Regions from separate parts of the Homo sapiens genome. Here region 1 is linked to region 2. Evidence: chromatin loops called from intact Hi-C (ENCODE). Cell type or tissue: PC-9. All regions are shown on one strand. Each heading gives the region's core, and the rest is flanking DNA. Links, peaks and the distances in the headings are about the cores only. Region 1 has its middle 41 kb from the start of CTBP2. Region 2 holds the start of LOC105378542 (a long non-coding RNA gene).

Region 1 (8,846 bases), core at 306-8,305, 63 kb after region 2:
CACCATAGATTTGTAAAAGTAGAAGAGGTCTTTCCAACACATTTAATCAGGAGTTTTCCTGAAGAAAGCAGCATTTGCAATGGGGCCAAAGGGGTGAGAAGGATCTCACGGTGGAAAGGGGTAGAGCTGCAGCTGGAACGAGCCCTCTAAGCAAAGGGTCAAAGGCAGGAAGGGACACTCCAGGATCGGCAGACAGTCCTGCTTGGCTGTGTGAGGAAAGGGTGGAGGAGCTGCCTGGAAGGAAAGACCAGGAGGACAAGGCCAAGGGCCTGCAAGGACTCCTCACCAAGAGATGACATCTGAGCTACAGTCCAACAGAGGGCCTACCAGAGAGCCCCATCTCTCACCATCTTCTGCCATCCCAAATTTCTGGCTGTCCCTGATATGCCAAGTTGCTGTCACCTCCAGGCCAGTCCTGGACCTGGACATCCTGTTCCACCAGCTTACACTTAGGTCCAGGTGCAGTGGCAGCCCCCACAGCAAGCCTTCCCTGTCCAGCCTCCCCACCTGACAAAGGTGCCTGCCCTGTGCCCCTTCCCTCTGGGCAGCATCCCTCTCGTGTGGTTGGAGTCTGTCTACGGGGGTCTCACCAGAGTCACCTGCAGGGATTGTCCTAGGCCCAGAGGCTGGAGCTGGACTGTGCACACCTATCCAGCATCTCAGGTGATTCCATGGATGCTCAGGTTTGGAAATCAGTGCACTTAGTCCTTAAAGGAAGGACCCTGTTTTCACAATAAGAAAAGCTGGCCAGAGGGAGGGAGAGCATCAGGACTAACAGCTAATGCATGCAGGGCTTAATACCTAGGTGATGGGTTGATAGGTTCAGTAAACCACCATGGGACACGTTTACCTATGTAACAAGCCTGCACATTCTACACATGTATCGTGGAACCTAAAAGAAATTAATTTTTTTTTTAAAGCTGGCATTTACTGAGTATCTACTAAGTACTGAGCACTGTTCTAAGCACTTTACACCTGGTTACTGTAATCCACATGACAGCTCATTATTACCCCCAATTTACAGGTGAGGGCACTGAGGCCCAAGCAAGTCACCCGAGCAAACCACCCTGTGGCTCTATCACAGTCCCAGCAGGGAAGAGATACCACTCAAAGTCATTATTTGAGAGGCGTTTATTGAAGGGGGGATTTACGGAAGTGGAAGCAAGGTGTAAGGGAACCAAGAAGGGATGGGATAGTCTCCTCGGGCCAGTGACAGCAGGGGACTCTGCCCATTCCTGGCCTGCAGAAGTAAGGGGTGACAGTGAAAGCCATGGTGTTCAGTGAAAGGTGCAGCCAGTCCCTGACAACCAGCTGGCAGGGAGCTGAAGAAAGATCACCCCTCCCCACTCTCCTACTGTCTCCCATCCCTTGTCAGTGTCTCCTATCGGCTAAACTCAACTAGAAGCAGAGGTCCAGGAAGTCCATGATATGGGCCACGCAGGTCAGCCTCCAGGGCGTGAAATAGAATCCAGAAGGAGTCTGGAGGAGTAGCCAGAGCCCTGGCACCATCCCACAGCCAGTAAGGGGCAGAGGGAGCTGGATTGAACCACATCCTTCATCACTGCCCCATCCCACAGCCAGTAAGGGGCAGAGGGAGCTGGATTGAACCACATCCTTCATCACTGCCCCACCCCACCCTGGCATCTCCAGGAGCATGTGACGTGTGGCCCAGCGTGGGCTCTCAGCACCTTTTGTTAAATGCACCTTTTGAGTAAATGAATGAATTCATGCACTGCAGGTATAATGCCTGTGGATACTGGAATCAGGCCTGGGTTTGAACTCTAGCTTCCTTGCTTAGGAATGGGTGACCTTGTACAACTCACTTCATCTCTCTGAGCCTGTTTCCTCGTCTGTAAATGGTAGGTAATCATAGCACCTGCCTCGCTTCCCTGAGGTAAGAAGAACTTGAGATAATGCATGTAAGTGCCAAGCACCAAGCATCAATAAATGCTAACTACTGTTGTTATTGCTGATATGGTACATAATTGAATGCATGTACTGTTTTTGGGATACAGACTTAGGAAGCCTAGTCATTTGCTATACTCATCTGATATTTGGCAGAGGGGAGGTGGGGAGAGAGGTTGAGAAGGGCAGGTAGAAGGATTTTCCTTGGCATCACGGCCAGCAAGTTTGGCCACCCTTTGTGTTCTTGTTCTGTGTATGAAGAGCCCCCTCTGACTTCATTAGTCATGAGTGCAGCAGCAAGCAATAAGTTAATTTCTAACTGTGGTACTTGATAAATTTTCCATTTACCTCATTAGTTTTTACAGCCTGCAATATTTGTGAGAACACTTCCAATTAACCATATGGGAAGCTTCAGTATGGAATCACAACAATTTTTTAAAATGTGTTATTTAACCAAATAAGAATCACAGTCCCCAGAAATAAAAATGCTAGAAACCAGCAATTGATTCCCTGGGAAGGTATTTCCAGGAGGTTGTTGGTCGGGATTCTGAAAGGGGTTCACCTGGAGAGGAAGAGGCTGACCTGGACACTCCCCCTGCATCCCCAAAGGGAGTTCTGGGAGGGCTCCCACAGGGGAAGGGCTCCTGGCACCAAAGCCAGAGCACGTGACTGGGTGTCTGGAGGGCCCGTTCTGAAATCTCACCTATAGCATAGCTGTATGTGCTCCTCCTTGATTTAGCTATTAAGCATTCCTCAACTTCTTTTATTTTTTTTTTATTTTTTTTTATTTTGAGACAGTCTCAGTCCATTGTCCAGGCTGGAATGCAGTGGCACGATCATAGTTCACTACACCCTCAATATCCCGGGCTCAAGGGAACCTGCTACCTCAGCCTCCTGAGTAGCTGGGACCACAGGCATGTGTCACCATGCCCGACTGATTTTTTTTTTTTTTTATGGAATTTCGCTCTTGTTGCCCAGGCTGGAGTGCAATGGCGCGATCTTGGCTCACTGCAACCACCGCCTCCCAGGTTCAAGCAATTCTCCTGCCTCAGCCTCCCAAGTAGCTAGGATTACAGGCATGTGCCACCACACCGGGCTAATTTTGTATTTTTATGGGGTTTCTCCATGTTGGTCAGGCTGGTCTTGAACTCCTGACCTCAGGTGATCCACACACCTTGGCCTCCCAAAGTGCTGGGATTACAGGCATGAGCCTCCGTGCCCAGCCTGATTCTTTTTTTATATTCAGCAGAGATAGGGTCTCACTATATTACCCCGGCTGGTCTCAAACTCCTGAGCTCAAGCAGTCCCCCGACCTTGGCCTCCCAAAGTGCTGTGATTATAAGTGTGAGCAACTACACCTGGCCTCAACTTCTTTTCTTTGTTTTGTTTGGTTTAGTTTGAGACAGGGTCTCACTCTGTCACCCAGACTGGAGCGCAGTGGTGCAATCACAGCTCACTGCAACCTCAAGCTCCTGGGCTCAAGCAATCTTCCTATCTCAGCCTCCTGAGTGGCTGGGACTACAGGCATATACCACCATGCCCTGCTATTTTTTTACTTTTTGTAGAGACAGGGTCTCACTATGTTGCCCAGGCTGGTCTCCTGCCTTGGCCTCCCAAAGTGCTGGGGTTATAGGTGTGAGCCAGCATGCCTGGCCCTCTTTTCTTCATTGATGATCACCAGAAGCCTGTGAGATGGGAAGTGGTCTTCCTGTTTCATAGCTAATGGGACCAAGGACCGGAGGGATTCCAAGACTGCCAACGAAAGTGCATGACCCCGCTGGGGCTCAGGCCAGGTTTTCTGAAGCTGACTCCTACAGACTGGGGACTCACTCCATACTCAGGCCTTTCCTAGGGGCCGTGATTGGGCTACCTGCACATTCTCTGGGATGAACCTCCCAGGCCTCGGGCTGAGCTTATGGCTAAGGCTGGGCCATCAGATATGTCATTCCCCTGATGCCAAGAGTGGTCCAAGCCATAGGCAGAGGCTCCAAATGTGTCCCCAGAAGTCTGCATCCTGGAATCAGGAGAAAGGCATTCAGAATTCTGTCCTGGGGCTAAGTGGGAGAAGCAAATCCAGAAATACCAGCAGCCACATTCTTGACCATGAAAGAGAATTTGGCCTGCGGTAGGAGGTGGCGACACCAGCATGCAGAGAAGCCAGCAGATGTGGGGTGAAGTGTGGGTGTGAGGAGGGGAACAAGAGACAACAACTGCCAAGCTGATGATGCCCCTGATCCCTGGGGCCAGCTCCATCCCTGCCTATGCCAGTAAGTCCCCCGGCCACCCAGGCTAGCTTGAGTAGGGTTTCTGTCACTGCAACCAAGTAACAGAACCGAAGTCTCAGTTTCCTCATTTATAAACTAACTTAGGGAGATGAGATCAGCTGGTTTTTGTTTTGTTTTGTTTTGTTTTTGAGAAAGAGTCTCGCTCTGTTGCCCAGGCTGGAGTGCAGTGGCACGATCTCGGCTCACTGCAAGCTCCGCCTCCTGGGTTCAAGCAATTCTCTGCCTCAGTCTCCCTCATAGCTGAGATTACAGGCACCCACCACCACGCCTGGCTAATTTTTTTTTTATTTTTATTTTTAGTAGAGACGGGGTTTCACCATCTTGGCCAGGCTGAGATCAGCTGTTTTCAAACTGCCTCCAGAGCACTGGGAAGACCCACAGGCTGGGGGATAGGATGGAGGGGGATACCTGGGGTTCCCAACCCCACGTTGGGCTTCTGAGCAAAGTGTTCTTGGATTCTGAGTCTAAACAAAGTGTAAAAACCACAGGCTCAGGTGACTCATTCAGCTGAACTCTCGGCTTTCACACATTGGCCCCAGGAAAAACCTGGGATTTAGCCCCGTGGGCACCTCTGTCCATGGTTCCATTGACGTGGAACCGTGTCAGTGGTTCATGGGGGCTGGTCATGGGGGCTGCCCAGGTCCTTCCTCTTTCTCTCACTCTGTGCATGAGTTACTCAGAGCAGCTTTTCTGTTGTAGAACAAGGAGCGTGTGGACCTGCTGCTGACTCATTCTGTTTCTCTGCTCTGTCAAAGTGAACTCCTTCACCTGCAGAGTGGACAAAGATTCAGGTTTCTGGCCTCTGTCACTGTCTGCAGGTGCAGTGGCCCAGGCTCAGGACTGGCAGTTGAAAGACATGGGTCTGACTCAGACCTGGTGCAGCACTGAGACCATTAACCTACAAGAACAAAATGCCCAAGCCCAGGAGGCTTTATGAATTCAGATTTTTTTTTTTTGAGACAGGGTTGCACTCTGTTGCCCCATCCGTAATGCAGTGGTGTGATCATAGCTCACCGCAACCTCAAACTCCTGGGCTCAAGTGATCCTCACACATCAGCCTCCCAAAGCGCTGGAATTATAGGTATGAGCCACCACATCCAGCCTTCAGATTTTTCCCATCCCCAGAAGGAGATATCCAGCAACGGGTGAGATATGGACTTGTCCATGTTTTAACAATATCATCACTAAAGCCACAGGGCCCTCTGTCTTTCTGCCATGCCATCCTTAGTGTGATGGGTAGGGTCAACTGCCCATTTGCTCTCAGCTCCATTCTCTGCTCTGCCTTGTTTCAGAGAACTGCAGTTCCCAGGATTCTAGGGAGTTCAGCCAATGGGAGGCACTGATGGAGGATTGAAGGGCAGATGGAGTGAGTCGGGCATGTCTCTGCCTCCCTCTGTGCTTCCTGCAGCATCTCTGGCAGTGATTGAACCTCTGCTGTACGTAGCTCAAGCTCCCATCAGACACCACCCTGATGCTCCCAGCTCCTTCCAAGAGGCTCTCGGCTGTAACTTCAGATCCCAGCTCCAGCTTCTGGGTGCTTACTCCTTCCTCCTCTGTCCCTCCAGCCCTAGGAGTGTTAACAGTATCTGTAATTGCTGACCTCTTGGGGCAGGGGAGGTGCTTTGGCATTCCCCTTTGGCTTATCAGTCTTCCATCATCTATGTAAGCAATCACTGCATTAATTTCCTCTGTTTTAAACACCTAGAGTGGTTCCTGTCTCCTGGCTACACACCAGCTAATTAGCAGTCAACTTCAAATTTTGCTCTCATGGCTGTAAGATAGCTGCTGCAGCTCCAGTCATCACATACTCGCCACAAACACATTGAAAGTCAAAAAGAAAGACAGTTTCTCCTTGCTGGCTTCTTTTTGCCAGGGAAGTAGACCCTTTCCAGAATTGGGCAGGATTGAGTCAGTGCCCATGCTGCAGCTGGAAGAGAGGACAGAAAGGTGAGCAGCCAGCATTTTTAGCCCGTATAATGTGAGATGAGCTCTTCAAGCAAGACAAAGGGAGTTGGGCAATGGCTGCTGAGTAGCATCCAATCATGTCTGCCACATGCACTTTGAGCATGACCTTGCTCAAGTCACCTCCTGTCTCAGGGCCTCAGCCTCCTCATCTGCAAAATGGGGGACTTTGGTGAGATCAGTGCTTCAAACTGTGCTCTTTAGAGCCCTAAGGTTCGTAGGAGGTCCCTGTGGGGCCACTGCAGGGCCACTGTAGGGGTCAGGGAGTGCGGTCTGAGCAGGTAGGATCCTATCCCAACTTAAACAAGAACAGTTTCATTTGATCTTTTTGGAAACAAAAGAATTCTGCTGGATTCACTGATTATTAATGCCCCTAGCAGCCCTCTCAAGGACCCAGATTTAACGTTATAGATCAATTTATAAAAATGAGGAAATAACCAGGATGATGTTCTTGCTAAGAATGATCCATTAGCTTTGGGGGTTACTCATAATAAACTTTGGAGATTGATTAAGCTTCTTGGCTCTTTGCCAGCTACTAACCAATCTGCATGATGCTGCAGACTCTAGACATGAAGCGAAGACATTCTCCCTGAAATATTCTTGACTCTCTCTCTGTTCTCTTCAATTATGAGAAGGCAAATACTTTACATATATACAATTATTTTAAACTCTTTATCTTGCACAGAGGAATTGATCCTTGCAGGTCTTTCTTGCTGGCCTTGACACTGATGAATCGCATTAGAGATGGTCTCAGAAAGGGAAGACATGGCCCCTAATGGATGGCTCTTCTCATCTTAATTTTTCCCCTGGAGGGTCTTCTCCATCTGGAATCTTCCTTACTTCCCTTTGTGGATTTAACTCTGTAAATGCCATGCCAGCATCAACACCCACTTTATTTCTGTTGTTTGAAGGCCTCTTTTACATCAAAGGTTCAAAGGCACAGACTGAGAACAGCAAAACCCTAAGAAGCCTCCAGGCACTCATCAAGGCTCAGCCCTGCGCTGAGAAGAGCTGACACCATCTCACAGGTACCTTCAAGGATTATCTCTTAAACACCTACCCTGTGACCCACATGGTCAGAAAGCAATCCTAGGCCCTCAAATTGTTTCGCCGTTTCACATTCTCTTACTTGGATCTGTGGGTCCTTGAAGCTGTTCGGTTAGCACCTTGAATTCTGTCTGGCACAAATCAGACAATGCAAGTGATGTCATCCCCATGTTACAGATGAAGAACTGGAGGCCCAAATAGCTGAATGGCTAACTGTCTCGCCCAAGGTCACACAGGTAATAACAAGGTCAGCAGTTGCACTCAGCTCTGATAATTCCGAGTTGAATGCCCTAGCATGGGGTTTGACTCGTAGGAGATGCTCGATAGATTCCACTCTCTTTCCTCCTCCTCTCTTCCTCTGGACTATCTCTGTGGATTCAGCGCAGATGAAACAGGTGGGTCCAGGTGTGCCCGGCCTTCTGGCGACCTCACAGGATCTGCTGGGGCCTATGTTACAAGGCAGTTTTTCTGCATCAATTACCATATAAAATAGGAATATGGTCTCATTATGAACTATTCAAATAATACAGGTTAAAATAATACAAATAATACAACTCAAGTCCCCTCAGAACCTCACTTCCAATTCCAGACTCCTTTCCAAAGTAACTCCTGGCATTTGTACAGTGTGGATCTTTCCAGATTTGTTTCTATGAACTTATCAGTAGAAGCATATAAAACTATCGGCTGGGCACAGTGGCTCACGCCTGTAATCCCAGCCCTTTAGGAGGTCAAGGCAGGAGGATCACTTGAGTCCAGGAGTTCAAGACCAGCCTGGGCAATGTAGGGAGACCCCATCTCTATAAAATATTTTAAAAATTAGCTCAATGTGGTGATGCACACCTGTAGTCCCAGCTACTCAGGAAACTGAGGCAAGAGAATCGCCTGAACCCGGGAGGTCAAGGCTGCAGTGAGCTGTGATTGTGCCACTGCACTCCAGCCTGGGCGACAGAGTGAGACACCATCTCAAAAAATAAACAAATAAATATAAATATAAATAACAAGCATATAAAAATATCATTTAAAGAAATATGTAGTTGAGTTTTTTTATCTGCTGGGCTTTTATTAATTTAAACAGTATCATACTCTATGTATCTTTTGCAACTTGCTTTGCAGAATGTTCCAAATCACTGTGTACATATTGGCCTCATTTGTCTTTTTTCTACAGTTTAGTGGCCCAATCCTCAGTATGGATGTGTTGTTAATTTGTTTAACCAGTCCCTTATTGATGAACATACGGGTTTCTCCAGAGTCTCACATTAAAAACAATGCTGCAATGGACATCCTTGTCTTGGCTTCTTAAGCATGCATGAGTATTTCTCTGGAGAAAAAAAAAAAATGAGTATTTCTGTAGAAAAAAAAAAAAAGAAACTGTGCCAGGAGTTCCAGACCAGCCTGGACAACAAAGCAAGACCCCATCTCTACAAAAGGAAAAAATTGTTTTAATTAGCTGGGCACGGTGGCACACACCTGTGGTTCCAGCTACCACTTAGGAGGCAAGCAGGAGGATCGCTTCAGCTCGCAAGTTTGAGGCTGCAGTGAACTGTGATTGTGCCACTGTACCCCACCCTGGGCAACAGGGTGAGACACTCATCTCTGAGAAAATAAAAAATAAAAATATCATAATCTAAGTTAAAAGAAGGAGACTGG
Region 2 (8,846 bases), core at 560-8,559:
GACAAGGTCTTGCTGTGTGCATAGTCTGGTCTCAAACCCCTGGCTTCAAGCAACCCTTCCACCTTGGCCTCCCAAAGTGCTAGGATTACAGGCATGAGCTACCATGCCCAGCCCCACCTTTCTTTTAAAAGAAATCCCCCCCACCCCAAAACTGGATATCCATATGCAGAAGAATGGAACTGGACCACTATCTCTCGCCGTATATAAAAATCAACTCAAGATGGATTAAGCACTTAAACATAAGACCTGAAACTATAAAACTACTAGAAGAAAACACAGGGAAAACACTTCAGGACTTTAGTCTAGACAGAGATTTTATGGCTAATATCTCAAACGCATGGGCAACGAAAACAAAAAATAGACAAACGGACTATACTAAGGTAAGAAGCTTCTGCACAGGAAAGGAAACCATCAACAGAGTGAAGAGACAACCTGTGAGTGGGAGAAAGCATTTGCTGCATCTGGCAGGGAATAATTCCCAGAATACACAAGGAACTCAAACAACTCAACAGTAAAAAACCCAATGACCCTATTAAAAAGTGGGCAAAAGGACGGGTGCAGTGGCTCATGCCTGTAAGCCCAGCATTTTGGGAGGCTGAGGCAGGCGGATCACAAGGTCAGGAGATCGAGACCATCCTGGCTAACACGGTGAAACCCCGTCTCTACTAAAAATACAAAAAAATTAGCCAGGTGTGGTGGCGTGCACCTGTAGTCCCAGCCGCTGGGGAGGCTGAGGCAGGAGAATGGCGTGAACCTGGGAGGCGGAGCTTGCAGTGAGCCGAGATTGCACCACTGCACTCCAGCCTGGGTGACAGAGCAAGACTCCGACTCAAAAAAAAAAAAAAGAAAAAAAAGTGGGCAAAAGACATGAATAGGCATTTCTCAAAAGAAGACATACAAATGGCCGACAGCTATATGAAAAAATGCTCATCGGCACTAATCATCAGGGAAATGCAACTCAATACCACAATGAGATATCATCTCACCCCAGCCAGAATGGCTATTTAAAAGGACAAAAACTAACAGGGATGCTGGTAAGGATGCAGAGAAAAGGGAACTCTTAATACACTGTTAGAAAGAATGTCAATTAGTACAGTCACTATGGAAAACAGTATGGAGATGATGTCTCAAAAACTAAAAATAGGACTACCGTGTAAGCCAGCAATCCCACTACTGGGTATTTATTCAAATGGGAAAAAAAGCCAGTATATCAAAGGATACCTGTGCTCCCATACAGCACAATTCACCATAGCAAAAATATGGACTCAATCTAAGTGTCCATCAAGGGATAAATGGATAAAGAAATGTGGTCTAGATGCAGAATGGAATACATTCAGCCATGAAAATAATGAAATCTTGTCATTTGTAGCAACTGTGGATGGAGCTGGAGGCCATTATGTTAAGTAAAATAAGCCAGGCACAGAAAGACAAATACTGCACATTCTCACTTACATGTTGGAGGAAAAAAGAAAGAAAAAGAAAAAAAAAAACCACATGGATCGTATGGAGGTAGAGAGTAGAATAGTGGTTGCCAGAGGCTGAGAAGTGGGGAGAGGATGAAAAAAGGTTGGGCAATAGTTACAAAAATGCAGTTAGATAGAAGGAATCAGTTCTAATGTTCAATAGCATACCAGGGTTATATATTTCAAAACAGACAGAAGAGAGAACTTGAAATGTTCCCCGCATATAGAAATGATAAATACTTGAGGTGATGGACACCCTAAATACCCTGACTTATCATTCCACATTCAATGCATGTAAAAATAACACATGCACCCCTAAATATGTGCAAATATTATGTATCGATGAAAAAAGAAATCTCCCCGCTACATTGAGGAATTTACATCTCGGCTTAGTGGGGTTCCCAGTAAAAACTCAGCACTTGCTGGTCCGCTCCGATCCCACCCTTGTGCTCCCCACAACTGACTCCTGGCAAGTTTTGGAGCGAGATGGCGGCAGAGTTCAGGGTAGGAGGGGAAGGTCGATTTGGTTATCTGACAGCAGTATGGTGCTTTCTAGAGCAGGGCTCGATGTGCCTTATTTCTTCAGCAGGAAGGCCTCGAGGGAGCGGTGCCCATGAAGCTATCGCCCACCTCCCCAGAACTTCGGTGCGGAGTCCTCAAGGGCCAGGAGATGCCCACCGTCAGCACCCACTGCCAGGGGCTTCACACTCCACACAGCACCCCAGACCAAAGGGATCCATTGTGAAGTCCACCTTTTTATTCTTCTCGGTAGTGGCAGCAGGCCAGGGAGGCTTGCCTGGAAGCCTCAAGAAGCAGTTTTGCCCGCAGCGTCTCAGTGGAAGGATGAACCCAGGCAGGAGCCAAGGACATGTCAATGTCCCCCCAGGGCCAGCTCTGCCAGGTGTCTTGACACTCAGCTGACAGCCCAATGGGATCCTGCTTCCCTTCCGTACAAATTACAGCGTGACACAGGAGACCTCGCCTGAGCTCCTACACCATCGCCAGCACTTCATATTTCCAGGGCGGGCGTGGGGAAGCCAGACGTCCACCCCCATTCGGGGCTCTTGCTGGTTAGAAACTAGAACTCGGCAGTATCCTGAGACATTGTCAGACTCCACCCTGAGGCGGGGCTGCCACTGCCCATGGAAAGAAGGAGGTGTCAACGAGGGATCCGCAGTCACCATCCTCTAAGCAGATGCACCGTCCAAGGCATGGGGTCCCCCAAGCCAATCGGGCTTAACATGAGGAAAGCAGCTCAGTGTCCATTTGACAAGACAGCTTCAAAGCTGACTCATTCTGATTTTTTTGTTGTATCTATTCCAAAAGCTAGTAAAATTAGTTCTCTCTCCTATACACACACACATGCACACATGGACAGAAATACTATTTCTTGGGACATGGCTGGCATATAGGTTGTACCAAAGAGTAGAGTTACAGGCTGGGCCCAGTGGCTCATGCCTGTAATCCCAGCATTTTGGGAGGCCGAGGCAGGTGGATCATTTGAGGTCAGGAGTTCAAGACCAGCCTGGCCAACATGGTGAAACCCTTTCTCTACTAAAACTACAAAAATTAGCCAGGCCATAGTGGCACGTGCCTGTAATCCCAGCTACTCGGGAGGCTGAGGCAGGAGAATCGCTTGGGCCTGGGAGGCAGAGGTTGCAGTGAGCTGAGATCATGCCACTCACTGCACTCCAGTCTGGGCAAGAGAGTGAGACCGTGTCTCAAAAAAAAAAAAAAAAAAAAAGTAGAGTTACAATATGAAATACAGGACCTTCAGTTAAATTTTAATTTCAGATATTTTAATTTCAGATAAACAATGAATAATTTTTTTGTCTAAGCATATCCCAAATATTGCATGGGTCATACTTACACTATAAAATCTTTTGTTGTTTTTCTGAAGTTCAAATTTTACTGGGCATTCTGTATTTTTATTTGCTGAATCTGGCAACCCTACCAAAAACCCACTCATTCCAGGCATAGTGCAGATGTGGCCACAGAGGGGGCGGGTGCTGGGAAACCATGCCTCAGGGCCTGGCTCCCACAGCGGCCCATTGAGAAGTGTCTGCCTCCCATTCCTGGCCTGTCCATCCTGGGGTACCTGAGCCCGGGTAAGATCAGAATGGGAAAGATGCTGCCGAAGGGCGGCCACAGTCCTGTTGCTGAAATGCTCCATCCTTAGCTGTCTGCATCTCCCCACTCTGTTTCTGCATCTGTACCCTGACCCCCTTCTCACCTCCCGGACACTGCATCATTTGCCTGGTCCTTACCCCTCTGGAAGACCCCTGCCCTCCGCATTCAGATGACTCCACACACTCCCAGTGGTCACCCCCTCCTCACAGGACCCACCTGGGGTGTCTCTCCACCTCCAGCCTCACCCTACAACTGCTGCTCAGCTGTGCTTCCTAAGGCACAGCTGGTTCTCATCGTGCCACTCCCTCCCCTGCTCCGTAGCCTGCTCTGGTTCCCTGCTGCTCGCCAGGTGATTCCTTAGCCTGGCATCCAAGCTCACTCCAACCGTACTCACCCTCCCTGGATTCTCTCTCTTTCCCTCCCCTGCACCCCTCCCTGCCTGTTCCCTCATTACACTCTGCCGGGGGTGCCCCGGGCTCCTCTTCTCCAGGGACCGGGCTCTACACATTTGTCAAAGCCCAGGACACTTTCCTTCCCTGCACTTACTGCTCTCCGCACAGTGTCCCTTCCAGGTACTTGTTGGCTCGCTCATTGTCTGCCTCTGCACGTCACCTCTGCTATTTCACAAGCTCCATAAGAGCAGAGACCTGGTAGCCCCAGGCTTGCAGGAAGTAGGGAGCTGCAAGAGGTGTGCTCGGGAAATGCTGTTGCCAAATAAATAAAATGCCACTTCTTCCAAGAAGCCCTCTCAGATTTCCCCCAGCTGCCTGTGATCCCTCCATGTTCAGAACCCATGTGGCACTGGAGCAGTGCTGTGTAGTGCACTGATCATTTCTAACTTTTATTTCTTTTCTAGACAAAGTTTTGCTCTTGTCACCCAGGCTGGAGTGCAGTGGTGCACTATCTCAGCTCACTGCAACCTCTGCCTCCTAGGTTCAAGCGATTCTCCTGCCTCAGCCTCCCGAGTAGCTGGGATTACAGGCACCCGCCACCACGCCCAGCTAATTTTTGTATTTTTAGTAAAGACGGGGTTTCACCATGTTGGCCACAGTGGTCTCAAACTCCTGACCTCAGGTGATCTGCCCACCTCAGCCTCCCAAAAGTGCTGGGATCACAGGTATGAGCCACCACACCCGGCCCCATCATTTCTAACTTAGATTATAGAGTTTGTCTTATTCCTCCTGCTAGACTGCAAGTCCCTGGAGGGCAGAACTCAAGCCTTACTTGCTGCATTCTGTGCAGATTGTATGAACAAATGCATTTGTGAAAGCATGAACAAGTATAGGAAATTGGGCAATGGCCCAGGGGCCTGCAGAAGGCCTTGTGTAAGGCCATCAGGTTTCAAGCTCCCAGCACCAGCTCTCCCCAAACAAGCCCCTGCCTTTTTCCCCAGGGTGTCTGGGATCCAGACCCCTGGTTCATCCCCTAGAGCTTCCAGTGCTGCCCCAGCCTGCGTCCCAGCAGCTGCACCCTGGGAGTAGGGAATCCCAACTCCACCATGACCTACTCAGGGTAGAAGCAAGGCTGTGTTTGAGGAGGCACTGCCACCTGGCCCACAGCTAGAAGCCCACCCAATGCCAGGATGGGGCTCAGTGTGGCTATAAAGGGGAGCAACAGGCAGGGAAGACCCAGGAGCGGGAGGCACTAGGGTTTGGATGCAGAGAGGGTGCTCGGACTGAGCTTTCTCTGGGATCCATCTTGGAGTGTTTTGGGGGATGTATCCCCTCCCCACCCCTGCCACCAAGACCACCCAGCAGTTCCTGCAACAACACGACCCTAACAGTTATGGGAATTTAAGAGGAAGATGACCAAGATCTTCTCTCCATTCTTTCCCCAATTCATTCATTCAACAAATATTTACTGAGCGATGACCTGCCAGGAAGGAATGCCATCCACGCACCAGATACCTTAGGTATGTTGTCACTAATTCACACCTCCGCTCATTCTACAGGAAATGGAGGTTTGGAAAAATGATGCAACGTGGCTGAGGCCACCAGGTGAGTGTGTCCAGGCCAGTCCAATTCCTGCATACTTATTCAATGTCCCCCGTACCTCTTATTAGTTTTTTATTGTGTTTTGTTCAAGAAAACGCATGTCTTTGTATGCTCCCCAAGTACATCTAGCTATAGGTTTCAAACTAAGAGGAGAACGCTCTTTCAGTCATTCAGCAAACAGTTTCTGATGCCAACTGTGCATCAGGTCCTGAGGGTAACCCACCGGGATGCCTCTAAAGATAAACAAGACCTGTCACCTCTGACAGAGTTCACAGTCAGTGGAACAGTGGACGGAACAGCAACGCAAAGTGAGCCATCACTGCGCCGTCATCCTGGCTCTTGGACTTTTCTTCTCACTCATCTGCAAGGTCAGAATAAAAATAATAAGTGTGTAACCTTCAATCCAACATGCCACACGCAGACAGACTGCACACCCACTCACCCCCGCCGACACACACACACACACACACACAAAATGAAAAGAAACACTTTATGTTGCAATGAGCATCGTTTTGTTTTCATACCTGTTTCATTTTTTCCCGTCACAGCCTACGGTTTTCCTATTGTCTCTTTTCACCTCCCTTCCTTTCCATGTTTCCCTGACATGACAACCCTGTGAGAAGAACACTGGAATCATCAGCCTGCATGAGAGGTATCATTAGAAGTGCATTGATATTATTGAAGGCAGGGCTCATTAAAACAAAATAATAAAGATCCAGATGATAGCAGGGAAAGCAGGTTGTCTGGGTGCCACTGCACAAAATACTTCATTAGTGTTCCTAATTAAACTAACAACTGTCACGAAATAAAAATATCACACCCCCTAAGATCTGCCTGCTTATCCGGTGCTGTTCTAGTTGAAAAGCCCCCATGTCTACTTCACTGTGATCCCTTTCTGAAATAATTGGTGTGGTTTGATTGATAATGCAGATTCCTCTTTAAAGGAAAACACACTATTTTTCATAATCAGAGCTGGAATGCATAATGAGCAGGCTGGTGATGCCTTCAGCATCAGGTCTGTCAAAGCGCACAGTTATTTCCATATTGATGCAAACTAAGATATTACGCTCCCTCATTACGTTGACGTGGCACATCTTTCAACAGTCAGCTCCAAATCATACATTCCTTGCAAACAAAATTACCTTCATTTTCTCCTTTGGTTCAGCGGAGCTAGCAGTTAAAATGTGCCCTAACAAGCTAATCAACTAATTTTTAGAATATGTTGGAACCGTTTAATATTCTAAAAGAAAACAAGAAAAAGTTGCTAATGGGTCTGCAGGCATAAACAGAAATAAATAGACAACTGGTTCATTGAGCATTAGCATACTTAAGTTTGAGCCAGTCACGGTGGAATTCATTTTGCAAGTCAAAAAAGCAGTATCTATTTGTATCCATAAGCCAAACAACTTCATTTACTCGGTACATACTTGAGCAGATAACCTTGGAGTGAAGGTAACAAGGAGAAAGAATTCTTTTGAAGAGTGGTGTGTTCTCTCAGAGCGGGGAGTGAGGGGCTGAGAGAGGAGACATGGCTCAGAGAGGGGCTGAGCTTTGCATTCTAGGGTTGGCCTGCTCGCTCTGCAGGGAAGAAATGCTCAGCTGTGTCTAGGGGTGGTCCAAGAGCTCAGAGGGACCCAAAGCCAAGTGCATCCCAAGGGAGATGACAAACGACTGTTTCTATGGTGGCCATCAGTGAAGGAGCCTTGGAAAGCACCTGTTGAGGGCCTACACCTGGGGCTGTCCCGGACTGGTTGAGAGGAGCAAGCAGGCCCAGACAAACCTGGGTTTGCATCTGTATTAGTCCACTTTCATGCTGCTGATCAAGACATAACTGAGACTGCATAATTTATAAAGAAAAAGAGGTTTAATGAACTCACAGCTCCACGTGGCTGGGGAGGCCTCACAATCATGGCAGAAGGTGAAAGGCACGTCTTACATGGCATCAGGAAAGAGAGAATGAGAGACCAAGCAAAAGGGGAAACCCCTTAGAAAACCATCAGATCTCATGAGACTACATGAGAACAGTATGGGGGAAACCACCTCCATGATTCATTTATCTCCCACTCGCCCCTCCTACAACACATGGGGATTATTACAATTTAAGGTGAGATTTGGATGGGGACACAGAGCCAAACCATATGACCACCCCAGAGCCACTGGGATGGCACCAGCTGTTGGACCTTGGGTAGGTGTGCCTGAGTGTCCTCACTGTGAAGGCAAAGGAGGGGTAAATGGCTCCTCCTCATAGGGCTGGAGTGTGGGTTAAGCGTAGTAGTAGATACAAAAGGTTGGGCACGTGGCAAGCTCTACTTGGGGGTCAGCTATTATTCCCACTCTTCCTCCATGGGGAACCTAAGACCCTGCTCTCCAGGCAAGCCCAACTCCCCTCCAATCCCAAACTTCTCTATGGGGTCCCACCTTCCTGGCTTTGTTCACACACACCCTCCTCCCGGCCTGACCTGCCGTTCCTCCCTCACCATCTTCCACCACCTGGATCCTGCCCATCTTCACCTTTCGAGGCCCTTCTCAAAGAGACTGACACCCCAAAGCCTTCCTTGATCCCCACTTAACACACTTACCAGCAGGCACAGTTTCCTCTTTGAAGGCGATGTCAAATTTCATCAAGATCGCACAAACAACTGTCTCCATTGAGCCTCAGGGATGGGAATGGAGTCTTGTTTCTTTGGAGTCAACATTAGACATGGTGCCCAACACATAGTAGATACTCACTTCATGTTTGCCAGATGGACATATGAATGGACGAACAGACAGATGGGTGGATGGATGAATGGGCAGTAATTTACCATTTTTTTTTCTTTATGAGATGGAGTCTCTCTCTGTCGCCCAGGCTGGAGTGCAGTGGCACGATCTCAGCTCACTGCAACCTCCGCCTCCCGGATTCAAGCAATTCTCCTGCCTCAGCCTCCCAAGTAGCTGGGACTACAGGCACGTGCCACCATGCCCAGCTAATTTTTTGTATTTTTCGTAGAGACGGGGTTTCACCGCGTTAGCCAGGATGGTCTCAATCTCTTGACCTTGTGATCCACCCACCTCAGCCTCCCAAAGTGCTGGGACTACAGGCGTGAGCCACTGTGCCCGGCCAGTAATTTACATTTTTATTATGACCCTTCCCATGTTTCTCACTGGCTGACGGTCATTGATATATATATTTTCATCCCTCGCTATGCTGTGCTGTCCTCAGGAGGCTGCCCCACCCCATCCTATGTACACATTTTGGTCCCTGTGCCTAGCGTGCCTG

What was found. Peaks named below come from ENCODE experiments on the same cell type or tissue, not always from the same donor. Only the 100,000 strongest peaks of a DNase experiment are listed, where the experiment ranks them.
Region 1: it touches region 2 in a loop (14-fold over the local background); 3 of 110 quality-filtered maps call a loop at or near these places.

Annotation. Positions count from the first base shown.
Region 1 is chr10:125,197,300-125,206,145 of GRCh38, reverse strand. No RefSeq gene overlaps it. Among named protein-coding and RNA genes, the nearest start is that of CTBP2, 41 kb to the right of the region's middle. RefSeq lists an enhancer at 4,321-4,440. In PC-9, for the core only: no CTCF peak of the experiment used is centred there; DNase peaks (open chromatin) are centred at 3,975 and 4,935; H3K4me3 peaks cover 1,453 bases; H3K27ac peaks cover 2,917 bases.
Region 2 is chr10:125,260,446-125,269,291 of GRCh38, reverse strand. LOC105378542 (a long non-coding RNA gene) reads right to left here and starts at 6,195. Exons shown (of 3, transcript XR_946435.2): 1 at 6,112-6,195; 2 at 5,845-5,948. RefSeq lists enhancers at 1,781-2,280, 2,281-2,782, 5,378-5,672, 5,018-6,217. In PC-9, for the core only: no CTCF peak of the experiment used is centred there; DNase peaks (open chromatin) are centred at 4,231 and 5,551; H3K4me3 peaks cover 1,244 bases; H3K27ac peaks cover 3,327 bases.